Linked DNA regions of Mus musculus: region 2 is linked to region 1. The links are chromatin loops, found by intact Hi-C in ENCODE. Cell type or tissue: heart. All regions are shown on one strand.

Region 1 (8,000 bases):
TGACAATGACCCTAGCTGGGAGCACTGTGCACAGAAGGCTACCTAGGGATGGCCAGCATAGAAGGCTCCAAGCAGGCATAGCGCTGGCAGCTTGGCCCCGAGCCCAGCTCTTTTAATTCCTTTGGCTTGAAAGGGGAGCCTAGAAAGAAGGGACCTTTCCAGTCCACTCCCTATTCACACCGAGGTCCTGAACTACACTGTGTGGTCCAGGGAGGTCTCCCCAGACCCCTTTTGGGGGGACTCGAAGAAGCTCTTGGAGCCAGATGGGCTGCTAGTGGTAGCCGGATTAAGCTCAGTCACATGACCGGGCAGACAGGCCCCCTCATCTGGCCACCATCCCTCAGGATTTATGAAAGTGACAGCCTCAGATGACCCTGGACCTCTCTAGGCAGCCTGGGGATGAGGTAGGGACCACTTCCAGTTTGAAACAGACTCCGGGCACCGTGGCTCCAAGGCGCGTGGATTCTGTCTGCTGGCTTTTTACCAGGTCCAGGTCCTCTAGGACTAGGGCTGGAGGAGGGGCAGGCCCCGCCGGAGTCCTTCCCTCAGGAACTGCATGTAGGTAGCTGTGGACGGGTCCTCAAAGCTGGATGAGAAGCTGAAGACGTTATTATTCTCCATGTCTTCAGGCTTCATGGAGGTGATGTCAAGGAAGTAGTTGGCATTGATGTGGTGGACCTAGAGGAAGGACTTGGTGAAGAGAACTGGGGAGGCCACAGGCCACATGTAACCAGGTCAGCTCCGCCTCCACCAGCTTCAGGCAATCACACTGAGGATGTACTGCCTAGAGATGCCCAGGTTAGGTCATTCCATTTTTCATCAGCTCCCAGGGTAGGAACCAGTAACCTGGGCCTTTCCTCCCTGACTCCCTAATACCTCCAAGAATTTTCTCACCAGAGCTTGGGCCAGCAGAAGCTTCAAGTTCACTGTTTCCTCTCCCATCCAGCCCCAGCTCCCACTCCTGGCTACCACGTACTAAGGGCTGGTCAGCTCACTCCCCTCCTCTAGCCCTGCCCTCCCACTCCTGCAAAACTGACACTGAAGATGGGGCAGCTATTCAGAGTGGGAGCTGACTCTACCAGTCTGAAAATGGGCACGTTTTCCAAAGCCATCTCTCCAGTCCCAGTGGCAGATTCTTGGTTCCACTTCGTTCTCTGTCTCTAGGGCCTTTACGCAGGCACGTTCCACTCAAACCCTCTGCAACCTGATGCCAGACCCTCTAAGCAGCCCACAGAGAGAAGGGGACCCTTGGCTCAGGCCAGGCCATCTATTCCTCTCTACCCTCTTTCCCTGGCTGAAGTGGTCCAGGGAGACCTTCCCTTGGGCCATGTTTTGTCCACTGAACTGACAAGGTTCCCTGGGGGGGGGGGGTGACGACGGACATGTCTGGCTCTGTTGCTGTACTAAGAGCCTTGCTGTACCCTCCCCAAAGCACCTCTGAAGTCTGCTCAGGGTCACTGTGCCAGGGATGGAGACCACCCCTTGTGTCCCTGCCCGCTGTTCACTGTCGCTGGGGACCTACCACAGTGCCGTTGGGCAGACAGATCATCATCTCTACAGGAAAGCTGTACTTCTCCAAGTGCAGGCCTGCCAGCTGCCTGTGGAGTGGGTTCTCCTGCTGGGTCTGTGGAGACAATGATACTTCCTGGTATCTGGGCCCAGTGCTGTCGTGGGGACTCCCACAGGCCGCTCCCCCTGATCCCTTGCTCACCTGCAGGTCTTCTAGCTCCTTTACCAGGGACCAGGTACTGATGAAGCTCTCATTGAGGAGAGTGAGGATGGGCGGGCTTTCCAGGACAGTCTCCCGGAGAGTCCGCCCGGAACCTGTTCAGGGTAAGGCCAAGGGTGAGTAGCCCTGATTTTACAGCAATGACCTCAGCTTAGGTAAATTCCGTGGGGTTTTGGAATGTCTCCACACCCAGGTGAAGTAACAGGTTAAAAGAGTAGACAGAAGCTAGGAGTGGTGGCACACACCTGTATCCTAGCACTCAGGAGGCTGACCACAAATTCAGGGCCAGCCTGGGCTACATGGTGAGTGAGTTATAGGCTAGCCTGAGCTACAGACTGAGAGCCTGTCTCAAATGAAAAGCCAAGAACAGACTCTCAAGGAGTAGATGCTGAAGGAGGAAGTTGTAGGATCAGCATGGACAAACTGGCACGCCGAGCTGCAGCTGGGGGTGGCCCAGGGCCTGGTCACAGTGACCGATTCTCTCTCTCTCTTTTCTTTCTATTTTCTTTTAAATAAAAAGGTTTTTTTTTTTTTTTTTTTTTTTTTTTTTTTTTTTTTTTTTTTTAATGTGCTCGGCGTTTTGCCTGCATGTGTGGCTGTATAAGGACATCAGATCCTCTGGAACTGGGAATCATAGACAGTGGTGAGCTTCCACGTGGGCGGTGGGAATTGAACCCACGTTCTCTGGAAGAGCAGCCAGTGCTCTTAACCACTGAGCCATCTCTCCAGTCCCAGTGGCAGATTCTTGATTCCACTTCGTTCTCTGTCTCTAGGGCCTTTACACAGGCACGTTCCACTCAAACCCTCTTCCTCCTGTCATGTGACACACCACTACGCCACCTCTCACCATCCTAGGTTAAATGTCACTTTCTCCAAGAGGCCTCCCAGCTTCTCTTCTGTTACCCCACTTTGCCTTGCACACAGCTCGCTGCCCTGGGGTTACCTGCCCTGCATGTGTCTACACCACACTGGGATAATGCGTAGCTACGGCAGGGACCCATAATGTTGGCTGGGTGACAAGATTAAGGCAGGGGCATTGCTTATCTCATCTTTGAGCTAACTGTTAGATACTCAGAGAACTTTCCAGAAGGTCCTTGGCGGTCATTCTGGATAAGAAACCCAAGCCCAGCTTCTGGTACTGTCTCCTCTCTCACATGTAGATTTTACTTGACAGAATACACGATATGATGACACCCGATACCACGACTGGTATGCTCTGCCCACTTCATGGTTGAGAAAACTGAGACTCAGGGCAAGGATGTTGCTTGGTCAAGGTCACTAAATTAAAATGGCCAAGCATGAACACATCTGCCTGGCCTTTTTCCTACACTTTGGCATTGTCTTCTAGGCTCACCCAAGTACTGCAAGTGACCCTGGGACCTCAGTGGCCCAAGTCCTCATGGCTCCAAGTCTTGTTTGTCCCAGAGCCTCTTGTAACCTAGCCATAGGTATGAAACCCCCCGCTTCCCCTTAGAGCTGACCAGGGCTTCCCTCACCTCAGCAGGACTGGTCGTCCAGGGCCCCCCACAGCAAGATGGAATGAACAAGTTTCTTCTCAGCTCTGGCTCTGTCAAAGGCCTCCGTGAACGGCAGGTAGTTGACCTGTGGTCAAACCAAGACAAGCTACTGAGCGGCCGAGGCCCTGTTTGTGGTTGTGCCAGTGAAGTATTTATGTGTGTGTGTGTGTGTGTGTGTGTGTGTGTGTGTGTGTGTGAAGGGGCATAGCTGAGCCATGTGAGCCTTCTCCAAGCTCAGAGGAGCAGAAGGGACTGCTGTGCCCCAACGGTCCAGCACAGTAGCATGACTAGACCAGAGTTCTCAGCCTTGGCCTCCATCAAGGAGTCTTGCTCTGGCCTTCACGTTCAGCCTCACCTTCTTGAAGGGATACATGGCCACCTCCAGGCGCCGGGCAGCCTCTTCCCAGCTCAGCTCCTGATGCCACTTGATCTCCTCAAACACAAACTGGAGGGGTTCTCCTGAGGGCAGGCGGCTGTCAATCATGTTGCCGTCCTCATCTAGGATCACAGAGGGCACCGAGGGGCCCACAGCCTCCAGCTCCATCTGGGCCGGAAGTCAGTGGTGAGGGGTGTCTCAGAGAAGGGCCCTGAGAAACCTCCAGGGACGCTCTACTCTGCAGAAGTGGGGAGACGGGGCTCAGGGCAAGGCCTTGCAGCTGGACATATCTGGGTGGGGGCACCTGAGTGTTCACCTGGGGGACGTAGCCAATGTCCACCTCCATGTTGCTGGTCTCACTGGCCCCATACAGCCACTCCATGTCCACATTCAGGGACCTGAGGATGGCCAGGGTAAAACAACGTCACCATCAAAGCCCAGGTGACATCTTGTTTAATGCAAGCAGCTGAAGACACAGGGAGTTTGACAGCAGAGCCTGGGCCAGGCCTGGATAGTGCACAGGGCTCTCATAGCACGACCCATAGACTTCTCCTGACCCTTTGTGGCAGAGACAGGGGCAGTGCCCCGCTGCAGGACACAGGATGAGGCAGCAGTAAGACCCAGGTTGGAGCTGAGGCCCAGGACCTCCCGGCTGACTCACCCACAGAGCTCAGAAGTCTGGCTTGCTCAGTGCAGTCTGAAAGTCTGCCACACGGGGGAGCCCCAGGACCACCAAGCAATAGTCTCTGCAAAGTGACTGAACACCCTCAGAGGTGTCCCTGGGACCTGAATCTTAGACAGTCCTAGAAGCAGTAGATCCTGGCTAATCGTCTACCCTCTGTGTTATTTGGTTCTTGAATCAGGTACACTGGTGCCAGCTTCTGCCCAGAACTGGGTTCAACTCATGAAGGGGGTAGGTAGAACACCATGTCTCTGCCCTGCCCCTCTAGAGAGGGAGAGAAAGCACTCTAGTAAGTTCAGGCTCTCCCAACTATTGTTACCCCTGATCCATGGGTAAAACAGTCAGTCTTCTACCAGAACAGTGGGGAAACTGAGGCCCAGAGAGGGCCAGGGCCTTGCTCACAGCCACACAGCCCCCTGCTACCAAGAACAAATTTTGCATTGGGGCCTCAGGACTTCCAGCTCTTGCACAAGACACCATGGGCCTGCTTAAAGTCTACTTGCTATCAGGGAAGACTCTTGCCTCCCTACCCCCACCCCCCACCCCCCGCCAACACTCCACCCCTTGTCCCCAGATCTGCTGATGGGGCTGACCCAGAACAGACAAATAACTAGAGTAACAGTTGTCCCAGAAGTCCCACCAAGACCCTATGATGTCTGCCTTCTCTCAAGCCCATATATGTATTATTTCCTTCCCTCCCCAAGGATTTTGACTAGATGCCACCTCCTCTGGGAAGCCTCCCTGGATTACCATGGGCCCTGCCCAGCTGCTGACCTTCCATGGTGGCACAAGTAGGTGAGGTTCCATGTCTAGGAGGACAAGAGAAACTGAGTCTAGGGAGGACCTACAGCAGCAGTGGGACAATAGCAAAGACCCCAGCTGGCTTGCTTGGCCCTAGGGCCTTGGCTCTGTGTTGAGGTGGAGGTGGAGGGAGTGCCAAGTGCCTGGAGATTATCTGAGAAGATGGTAGGACTGCTCAGCGGTCTCCTGCTGCCTCTTCTTGGTCACCAAGTGGTGGCACTGGGGATTGAGGGAAGGGCAGAGACTGAAGAGTTTATGTGCCCCCTGATTTCTGAGCTCAGGGATAATAGTAGTAGCAGCAGCAGCAGCAGCAGCAGCAGCAGAACACAGGAGAAGGGTGCTGAGGCTGTGCCAGGGCTAGCTCCTACCTGTGATTGGGCACAAACAGCCTGAAGTCACGGATGTGTGTAGCATCTTTGGATAAGATGATATGGCCGGTGAACTGGCCGGGCGAGAACCAGAAGGGGAAGTCAGGAGGCTCGCTGAGCTGAAACTCCGCGTGGATCCTGTAGGGAATGGAGTTTGCTAAGCCTGGATCCCTCCCCAGTCTCTCCCAGAGCCCGGGGAGCCGTGGCCAGACTCCTGTGTGGTCAGAGTCAAGGAGAAAGCAGGAGATACCACCAATGTCACTCCTCTAAAAGGCTCTGTGCCATCTTCCTTAGAAGCCTTGCCCCAACCCTCTCTGCCATCCTTCTCCAGAGTGTGTGTGTGTGTGTGTGTGTGTGTGTGTGTGTGTATTTCATACCCTGGCCCTGTGTGTGAATGACACCATCCTGGTCACCAGCTAATTCCAGCTCAGGGCTAAGCAAGTTCCAGACACCTCTCACCAAATCTGTAGGAAGTTACTACTCCCCTGACCCACCGAGGAGGAAACAGATGCTCAGAGAACCGAAGCCCAACAGGGAGGGAGGTGGTAAAGTTGGGGGTCTCTGGCTTGGCTTTCTCCTACACTTCAAGCACAGTGACACTCACCGGAACATCACGGTGTAGTAGGAATCGCTGATGGCAGTCAGACAGGCCACGGTGCCCTGAGGGGCAAAGCGGGTCTTCACGAAGGGGCGTGGATGGAACATGCTTAACAGGCGATGGATGATGACCTAGGGCGGCAGTAAGATCCTAGCTGGTTTGTCAGCTCTGGACCCGAAGGCCCCAAGAGGGAGACTGAGGGGGAGGGATGCCTGGTTCTTGGGTCCAGGTTCCGATAGAAATGGCCACTCCCAAGGTGGCTCCAGGCAGAAGTTGCATCTCCCAGTGCTGTCCTTACCTCCTTGCCCTTGGGCGGTGGTGGGTAGAAGCGGTTGTTGGACAAATAGCCCGTGAAGACGCTCAGCTCCCCGGGGATAATCCACCAGGGCTGGCCCAGCTCCTGACCTGGAGGGGGCAGGAAGGGCCGGAAGTGGCGGGCAGCAAACGCTGCACTCGGCGAGGCTGCTGTGGTCCAGTTGCGGAGGCCGGACAGAGCGAGGCGGGAGACCTGGGATGGGGAAGCCAAGGCTCTAGGATGCCCTGTCGGTGTCCCTCAAGGCCAGCTAGACTATAGTCTGGGACAGGAGAGGGAGCATGGGAAAGGTCTCAGAAATGGCCACAAGCTTAGACTGTCCTGCTAGAGAGAGGCGCACCTCACACACAACCTGCCCTGGTTTCAGTGGCTTTCTGGGCCCAGCCCAGGCCCGGGGCAGCATATGCAGGGTGGGCAGCTGTGTAGCTGGAGATACTACCTGGCCTAGAACAGGGTGGTGGAGCAGGTCCCACCCCCAGCCTCTGCATAAGCCTCCAACCAGTCCCAGGTGCCAGACCCTGCCTCAGGCTGCTGGCTCCCTCAGGCATGCCCGTTTCCCATTCCCTAACCCTGGGTGTCCCCCAAACTACAGCTGACCAGAATTTGGACTTGCTGTGGAGTCTGACGAAAGAGGAAAGTGAAAAATGGAGAAAACTCCAGCGTTAAGAGCAGAAGGAAGATCACCGCCAGAGAAGGCCCTGCCTCGAGTCACCAGCCACATCATACTTAACCCATCATGCAAGGCCTGCCCTCCTCTGTCTCTTCCAGCTGAAGTGTGTGTGTGTGTGTGGTGTGTGTGTGTGTGTGTGTGTGTGTGTGTGTGTGTGTGTGTATGTGTGCAGAACTGATTTGCCAGCAGCTGCAGAGCTATCTACACATGCCTTGGAGCTCAGAGGCAGGATGGTGGTCCCCTCTTACAGCTCTTCCATCGGCAGCACCTCTGTGACCTTAGGGATTGTAAGCACCTGTCTGCATACGCTCTCTGCAGGTGCTGTGCCCCTTGAAGCATCATTACCAGGACAGGGGAGTGTCATCCCCTTAGGGATGCAGACCACTGAGAAAGCGCCAATCCTTGCTGGACAGCAGGCTCCTCCCTCCCTCTCCACCTCTGCTGTGCGAAAAGAACTTAGAGAGAGGCAGGAGGAGGAACGGTCCGGTCTGGAGAGCTCCCATCCAGAGGCCTCTAACAGACAGGTTCTCAAAGGAGGGTTGGGCTGAGAGGCCTGCCTTGCTGGCCGGTCTGGGTTCTGGACACTGCCCTAACTCCCTGGGCAGGGACATCACCTTCAATCCCTCCTCCATTCCAGGTCTCCCCAAGAAGGTCAAAGCTGTGTCTCCACTTACAGAAGTCCCCCTGACATGCCCCTGCACACCTCAATGCTTTGGGTCCCAAGCGGTTGTTGTGTCCTCTTACAGCCCCTATTTGGGCAAACAGCACACCAAGCACTGGACCCCTGCCAGGAGTTTGAGTCACCTGCTCTGCTCCACACCCCACCCTTTCTTCCTCTCTATCATCCATTCTGTTCCCTTCCCCCCATTCCCCTGCCTCTACCCACTCCAGGAACTGGTCTGTTTACACACACACACACACACACACACACACACACACACACACA
Region 2 (8,000 bases), 260 kb after region 1:
GAACTCACTTTGTAGACCAGGCTGGCCTCAAACTCAGAAATCTGCCTGCCTCTGCCTCCCAAGTGTTGGGATTAAAGGCATGTGCCACCATGCCTGGTAAAAGTGAGTTTTTTTTTTTTAAAGGATTTATTTATCCTGTGTATATGAGTACACTGTAGCTGTCTTCAGACACACCAGAAGAGGGCATCAAATCCCATTACAGATGGTTGTGAGCCACCATGTGGTTGCTGGGAATTGAACTCAGGACCTCTGGAAGAGCAGCCAATGCTCTTAACCACTGAGCCATCTCACCAACCCCAATAAAAGTTTTTTTAAGAGTGAAAAATATGGGTTGGAGAGATGGCTCAGCATTTGAGAGCACTGTCTGCTCTTCCAGGGCTCCTGAGTTCAATTATCAGCAACCACATGGTGGCTCACAACCATCTATAATGGGATCTGATGCCCTCTTCTGGCATGCAGGTGTACATGCAGATAGAGCACTCATACATAATTTTTTTTTTAAAAAGTGAAAAATATTTACCTCATTATGTGTGTGTGTGTGTGTGTGTGTGCTGTGTGTGTGTGTGTGTGTGTGCTGTGCTGTGTATGTGTGTGTGTGTGCTGTACTGTGCTGTGTAGGTGTGTGTGTGTGCTGTGCTGTGCTGTGTAGGTGTGTGTGTGTGTGTGCTGTTCTCTGTGTGTGTGTGCTGTGTGTGTGTGTGCTGTGTGTGTATGTGTGTGCTATGTGTGTGTGTGTGCTGTGCTGTGTATGTGTGTGTGTGCTGTGCTCTGTGTGTGTGTGTGTTCTGTGTGTGTATGTGTGTGCTGTGTGTGTGTGTGTGCTGTGCTGTGCTGTGCTCTGTGTGTGTGTGTGCTGTGTGTGTGTGTATGTGTGTGTGTGTGTGCTGTGCTGTGTGTGTGTGCTGTGTATGTGTGTGTGTGTGTGTGTGTGTGCTGTGTGTGTGTGTGTGTGTGCTGTGTGTGTGTATGTGTGTGTGTGTGTGCTGTGCTGTGTGTGTGCTGTGCTGTGTATGTGTGTGTGTGTATGTGTGTGCTATGTGTCTGTGTGTGCTGTGCTGTGCTGTGCTCTGTGTGTGTGTGTGTGCTGTGTGTGTATGTGTGTGCTATGTGTGTGTGTGTGCTGTGTCTGTGTGCTGTGCTGTGTATGTGACAGTGCCCATGGAAGCCAGAAGAGAGCAACAGAGCCCCTGCAGTGGAGTCACAGAGGCTGAGAATGAGCCTTGGGTCCCCTGGAAGGGCAACCAGTGCTCTAACCACTGGGCCATCTCTCCAGCCCACAACTTGAGGTAACATCTGTCTTCCTCTTCCTGAGCATGGTCAATACCTGGTAACTCATCTTTGCTGACAACCTGGCAGGCAGCATCTGCCCCTCACTTCGTTACAGGAGCTGGGGAGGTAGCTCCTGCCACTTTCTTCCCCATCCCTCCCACCGGACACGGCCTCTGCACAGCGGGCTTTATGCCTGTGGGGAACCATTAGCACATATTAGCACATATGTAAGCACATATGTAAGCACATATGTAAGCACATATTAGCACATATGTAAGAGTGGTCTGCTCTTGTTGCAGCTAAGGATTGAAGCAGCGCTCACACATGCTAGGCAAATGCTCTGCCACTGGGCTTAGATCCCCAGCTCCCTTCCCTTTTTAATCTGAGTCACCTGCCCCCTCTAAGTTGCCTGGGCTGCCTGAGAACTCACTTCTGTAGCCCACTGGGGCCTTGAGATGGCATCTCCCGCCCCCCCACCCCCAGCCTCTGAGTAGCTGGGATCATGAACCCCCACCCCACCCCCAGCCTGCCTGGGAGAGGTCCTCTTTTTTTTTTGTAAAAGCTCCTAGTCTCTGTATGCTTTAGACTGTCCCCTCCAGGAAACTGAAGTGTTTGGGTGTCCCCCCTCCCCCCAACTGTCTGACACGTGGTAAGTTCAGGAGGAAAACATCTCAGATGTGGTAACTGGTTAGAGCAGTCTCCCTCTATGCTGTCCTGAGAAAAGGGCGTGGCTCCAGAGTTAATCACTTGCTGAACGCGCCTCCCAGTGCCATCACTTGGGGGCTGGGATGTCAACATAGGAACTAGGCAGAGACATGCATATTTGGACCTTGGCAAGGTCCTGAATCTCCTTCCTAGGTTCCTGATCTCTAGCCTGGAGTTCGGCCACAGGGGACCTGAGCAGGCACTTTCTCTGTGTAAGTCCTTTTGGCTGTAGTAACAAGCAGCCCTAGATTTTCCTGACTGACACAGGAAGACAGTCCTGTGTCACCACCAGACCTGAGGGCTGGCTTTGACTTCCCCCAGCTGTCCCTCTTCTTAACCAGGACAACTGTTCTTGTAGAAAGCAGGAGGCTGAGTTCCAGATATATTTGACACTTCTGCTCTTGGCCACAACTTAGTACAGGCCACAGCAAGGAGGGACGGAGTTATTATCCCTGCCTGATGGTGAGGGAGCCCGTGGTCCCTGTGGGGAGCCATGCCCATCCACCTGGGCCTCAGAGGCAGCTCTGACTCTCACCAGCCCAGAACACACAGACTCATGGCAGGGGCAGCTCCTGCCAGCCAACTGCCCTGCTGGCTGGCTGCTTTCTCTCTCTGGCTGGCTTCCTCACCTTTCCTGACAGCACAGTGCTTGCTCTGCCTCTGTCCCCTTTGAGCTTCTCCTGGCCACAGATCCTATGGTTTATTATCGGAAAACCTGAGATAAAGCCAGTTATGGTGGTGCATGCCTGTGGTCCCAGCTATGTCAGAAGCTTGAGGCCAGAGGACCACTTGAACCCAGGAATTTGAGGCCAGCTTGGGCAAGACAGCAAAGGAGAGCAAGCCTCAGTCGATGAAGCCTACAAATCACCAATGCAGGTGATGTTCACGGACCTTCTTGGGCTAGGTGACATTGGTAAACATCACTGTAAGAGATGTGACTGAGAGAAATGGAGGCTGGGGCCTAGAGAGAAGCTCAGTGACTGGGGGAAGTGAGAGACCGAGTCTAGCTCCAACTTCTCCAGCTCCAGCCACCAGAATTTATTTCCTCTGAGGCCCCAAGTCACCGGGACAGAAGGTCGCTCTCAAGCCCTGTCCTCTAGTCCGTTTTCCAACCCTGCTGCCAAAAACCACACAGCTCAATTCAGCCCAGATGTCAGGTTGGTAGAAAAGGGCATGATACCAGGCCCTAGGTAATCCACCAAGCAGGCAGAGTGGGAGCCACGGCCCCGCCTCTCCCAGGGCCTGCAGGGAGTACAGAAGTGGGCTGGGTATGCAGGTGTTTGAACAGACACTCCAAATCCTTGGCCAGGTATGGTCCAAGAGCCCACAGTAGCAGCACTCAGAGGCAGAAGGGATGGGGATTGTGGCTAGCCTGCTCTACACAGAGACACAGTTTCAAAAACAAATGTATCAGGCATGGGAGCTCAAGCCTGTCTGTCATCCCAGCTGTTGAGATGCCAAAGCGGTGGGTAACAGAGTTCAAGGCCAGCCTGGACGCTACATAGCAAGATACTATCTCTAAATGGATTACAGATAGATAGACAGACAGATGATAATCAATAGATAAATACATAGTTGACAGATAAATGATAGATGATTGATAGAACTTGCTCTCTCTCTCTCTCTCTCTCTCTCTCTCTCTCTCTCATTTCAAGGCAGGGTTTCTCTGTGTAGCCCCAGCTGTCGTGGAACCTGCTCTGTCAACCAGGCTGTCCTCGAACTCACAGAGCTCTGCCTACCTCTGCCTTCCAAGTGCTGAGATTAAAGGCACTTGCCACCATCACCCGCATCACCTGGCTCTCCCAATTTTAAATGTCTGAGATTCTATGCAACTCAAACAGTATGTCCACAGCCACGGGAGCAGAGGGGGGCACCTCTGAGGTTAAATACCTTGGCCTACTCCCCGCCACTCGGCTGTGGATGTTCCTAGCATTTCAGAACAGCCATGTGTGAACGAGTGGATCACTGTCCTTGGGCAGTCTGAACCCAAACACTCTGAACTCCAACTCTGGGGACAGTGCACTGCTGAGGTGACAAGACAAACCCTCAGCTACCTTGAGCACTCGGACGACTGTGACCCCACTAACTTTCTCCCTCAGGCAGACACCCCAGGAGAACTAACAGCTGGGGGTAAGTGCTAGAGGGACTTCCCTTAGGCTGCATAGCTCCTTTCTGAGTCGTTCTCCCCCTCCCTCTTCTTCCTTCTCCTCCCTCTTCTCCCTTCTCCTCCCTCTTCTCCCTTCTCCTCCCTCTCCTCCCTTCTCCTCCCTCTCCTCCCTCTTCCCCTCCTCCTATTATTGTGCATGTGACCAAAAGTGCAAAGGCGCCAAGGCAGGCATGGTGGTCAGAGGTCAATGCTCCGTAGTCAGTTTTCTGCTTCTGTCATGGAATTTGGGGATCAAGGTCAGGTCCTGAAGGCTTACATAGCAAGCACTTTCACCCCCTGAATCATTTCACCACTCTCCTTCCTTCTTTTCTTCCCTTGATTTGTCTTTCAATTACATTTAAACTGTTTTAAAATTCATTTATTATGAAAGTAATCAGGTTTACTGTTGGAAATTTGGGGATATATACCAGTGGGAGGGAAGCCAGGGAAGCCTTCCTCACTAGTAAGCTGCATCTATCCAGTACCTGGCCACTCAGCACCCCTAGGAGGTGACTTGGTGTTTGTCAGTGACAGACTCTGTAGCAAAGTCTTTAGGGAAGAGCCTCCCATGCCCAGCTGAGCTGGCGGGTGGGGAGTAGCCAGGGCTGAGATAGCCTGCGCCCTCTGCTGGCAGCTGGTGGACATGGCTTCAGGCAGCGGTTCAGGTCAGTGGCTCTCAGAGGTTCTCAGATTCAGTTGGGGCTGGAGAGGGGAACCGAAGGACTAGTGCAGGTTTAGGGTCCAGCCATGGTGTCACAGGTAAAGAGCCTGTAGCCAAACCTGGTACCTACAGGAGCCCACTCTGACATCTACACATCTGCTGTGACTCACCTCCTTCAGCCCCATCCCAGGAAATAAACGTGAAAGGAAATAAAACGTAACTACAGGTTTCAGGTCAAACTCACTAAAGGTCCTGCCACCCTCAGTTCCACATCCCCGTTATCTCCACTGTATCCAGACTGCACTGCTAAGAACGAGGACAGAGCAGCTTCCAGAAGATGCTCATCTTTTTTTTTTTAATTTAATTTTATTTTTTTAAATTATTTTTGACAATGCTCATCTTGACTTCTTGCACAGGTAAGCCTTAGATGCTTTCGAGAAGTACTACAGAGAGCAACTCCAGGCTCTAGAGAGCCCAGCCCAAGGAGGACTGAGCTTGAACAGCGAGCAAGGGCAGAGGAGCTGAGACGGGAGAAGGCAGAGCTGTTCAGAGCCAGCCAAGGAAGGAAGGAGGCAAGAAGAGCATGGTACCCTTGGGAGAACTAAGATTGTTGGACTGTGTCAGCCAGAATCCTTCCTGGAGGAAGGACCAGAAAAAGCCTAACTTGTTCTCCGAGCACCGGGCTGTTGAAGGAATCTTCGCGCCTTGCTAAAACAAGCAGACACTTGTGGGGGAAATCTGACAAGAAACACAGGAAAGCAGACAGGCAGATGGGAGACATGGTGAATAGGCTCCTTCTGCTCTCTGCCTGTCCTGGAGGCAGTCTGTTTAGACTCGTCTAAAACCCTGCAGTATGGCACTGTTTCAAGATGCTCCAATAGGACGACACACACACTTCAGGTCCCTCGCTTGGGCGTTTACCTGCCCTGGGTCCCTGGGTGATGATGCTGACCTGCTTTGATCAGCCATTGCTGGGCAGCAAAGGAGACTCCATCCTCCTAGCCTGGGCTTCCAGCTGGAGGGAGGGAGGGAGGGGACAGACATGGAGAGAGACAGAGGCAGGATCTCTTGTATTCCACTTTGGTCTACATAGCCAGTTCCATGGGCCAGTCAAGAGCTACATGGTGAGACTTATCTCAAAACAAGAAGTAGGGTTTAGAGATCTTCACCTCCTTCAGCCCTCAGCAGCTAAGCTCTTCATTCTAAAATCCCAAAAGCCTAAAGAGGGGCTTGGGGCTGTCACTCAGGATAGGGCTCCGCAGGTGACCTTATTAAAATGCAGGGTCAGATGAGCGTGAGGGCCTGGGCCACGGAGGCTGTGAGTGAGGCCCACAGCTGCTGGGCACATCGAAGTCCATGTCACACGTACAGCTGTCGGGCCTGTCTTAGAGCGACTCCTTGCAGGTCAGACCTTGCAGGGAGGCCCTGGAGAGTCCAAGCGCTCTGAATTTTGTCACAGATTCAAGAAGCAACACCCCTCAGGGCTGATGGCAGAGCTGGGGGCTGATGCCTACCATGTGGTACGCGTGGCCAGACCACAGGGCTCCTGGTGGACCACAGAACAACAGGGGTGGCTTTCCTTGGCAAGTGCTTGAGGGCTAGGGATGGCTAAGTGGTTAATTACGATACAAACCTCAGAACAGGAGCTGGGGGTCCTCAGAAGCCACACAAGGACCACGTGCACACCTTCAGTTTCAGGCCCTGGAGGCAAGCACAGGGAAGAACCCAGAGGAAGCTGGCTCTAGCCATAGCGAGTTATTGACTCTTCCTTGATAAGGTGAAGGGATTGAGGGCCTCAACTTCAGGCTTTCAGGTGCACGTATGTGCAAGTGCATACACAGACACACACACAGGGTCAGGGATTAAAAGCAGACAGTGAGGAGAGGACCAGAGGAGCACTCCCCACAGCCCCAGACAGCCAGGCCCTTCAGGTCTAAGACCCTTAATCATGAGTGAGCCTGGTTCCCATCCTTCCCCCAGTTCATCCTGAATAAACTTTAACTAGTTCACCTCTGGGGCAACCTGGGTTATGTCTCCCTTAGTTTCTGAGCATAATGGATTCCGAATCCTTTTTTTCTTTGAACCAGGCTTTTACAATACAGTTGGCCTCAAACTCACCGTGGGCCTTGGACCTGCCATCCTCCTCAGCACTGGGTCACAGGCGGCAAGCAGATGTCAGCTGTCCTGGGTGGCATGGGGCAAGGGGGTGACGGGTAAAGGATAGCCCCTCCCCACAGGTTTGAGCAACAGCAACCATTCTTGCTTACTTTTAGGCTCTCTCGGAAGGATTGCCATGAGAGAGACATGGAGCAGTCACTTGGAGGATGTCAACCAAGAGGGTTCCCGGCCAGTGACAACACGCTCAGGCCATCCTGTAAATACCAAACCCTCTAGAATGGCAAGCATCGCTTTATGACATGTAATAAATCAGAAATCCTAGGACATCGGGCCACTTTAGGAAAAGCAGACAAGACAACTGGTAATTACTGCAGTGAAGACCACTCCAGCGAGAGCACCGTGGGCAGAAGAGTCACTCCTTCGGGGGAGGTGGGGAACCCTGCTTATGGTAGTTCAGGGTGGTGTGCCTACAAACCTTAATGGCCAAGATTCAGATGCCTATCTGGACAGGAAACAAGGAGAGAAGGCAAGATGCCAAGAGCAGAAGAATTCTCTAGAAACTCAAGCCGACATCAATTGTAGTAACGGCAAGATGGGAGAGCACGGGCCAACAGAGGCCGCTGGCTGGTTCTCAGATGAAAACAGACAAAGCTCCACACAAGCGTGCAGGGGCGACAGTGGGACTGTGGTGGGAGGGCCCGCCCTGGAGGCTTGGTTAAGCACCCACAGCAGTGGAAAATTAACAGGGCATCGGTCACTAAGAAGCCAAAGTAGACTCTAGAAAGCAGGAGAGGGCAAAGTGATGTGAAGAGAACTTGCTCTCCAGATTCCCCTCCTCAGGCAGGCAGGCTGCGCAGGAGAGAAGATGCTCTGGCTTCGATGCCAGAGAATGGGTGTGGGGAGGTGGATGAGGATGGACGCCAAACAGCCGGAGCTCCTGGATGTGCACTGCTCTAACCCTGTGCCTGGTCCCTGCCCGGTGCCATGAGTGCAGCCATCCGACCTGGGGCTGAGATGAGCTGAAAACAAACTGGCCGCCACTGCAGCCCCAGAGGAAGAATCTACCTCGCTGTGTCCACCAGGGATGTTAAAAAGGCAGGA

What was found. Peaks named below come from ENCODE experiments on the same cell type or tissue, not always from the same donor. Only the 100,000 strongest peaks of a DNase experiment are listed, where the experiment ranks them.
Region 2: it touches region 1 in a loop (6-fold over the local background); 24 of 42 quality-filtered maps call a loop at or near these places.

Annotation. Positions count from the first base shown.
Region 1 is chr4:134,539,112-134,547,111 of GRCm38, forward strand. It overlaps Selenon (selenoprotein N), which reads right to left. Exons shown (of 12, transcript NM_029100.2): 4 at 6,370-6,579; 5 at 6,078-6,202; 6 at 5,474-5,611; 7 at 3,939-4,020; 8 at 3,602-3,790; 9 at 3,226-3,331; 10 at 1,712-1,824; 11 at 1,523-1,624; 12 at 1-678. The coding sequence ends at 505. Among named protein-coding and RNA genes, the nearest start is that of Mtfr1l, 7.7 kb to the left of the region's middle. In heart, no CTCF peak of the experiment used is centred here; DNase peaks (open chromatin) are centred at 4,330 and 7,807; H3K27ac peaks cover 422 bases.
Region 2 is chr4:134,794,753-134,802,752 of GRCm38, forward strand. No RefSeq gene overlaps it. Among named protein-coding and RNA genes, the nearest start is that of Ldlrap1, 31 kb to the left of the region's middle. In heart, a CTCF peak has its summit at 442 (motif pointing left); DNase peaks (open chromatin) are centred at 3,104 and 4,729; H3K27ac peaks cover 831 bases.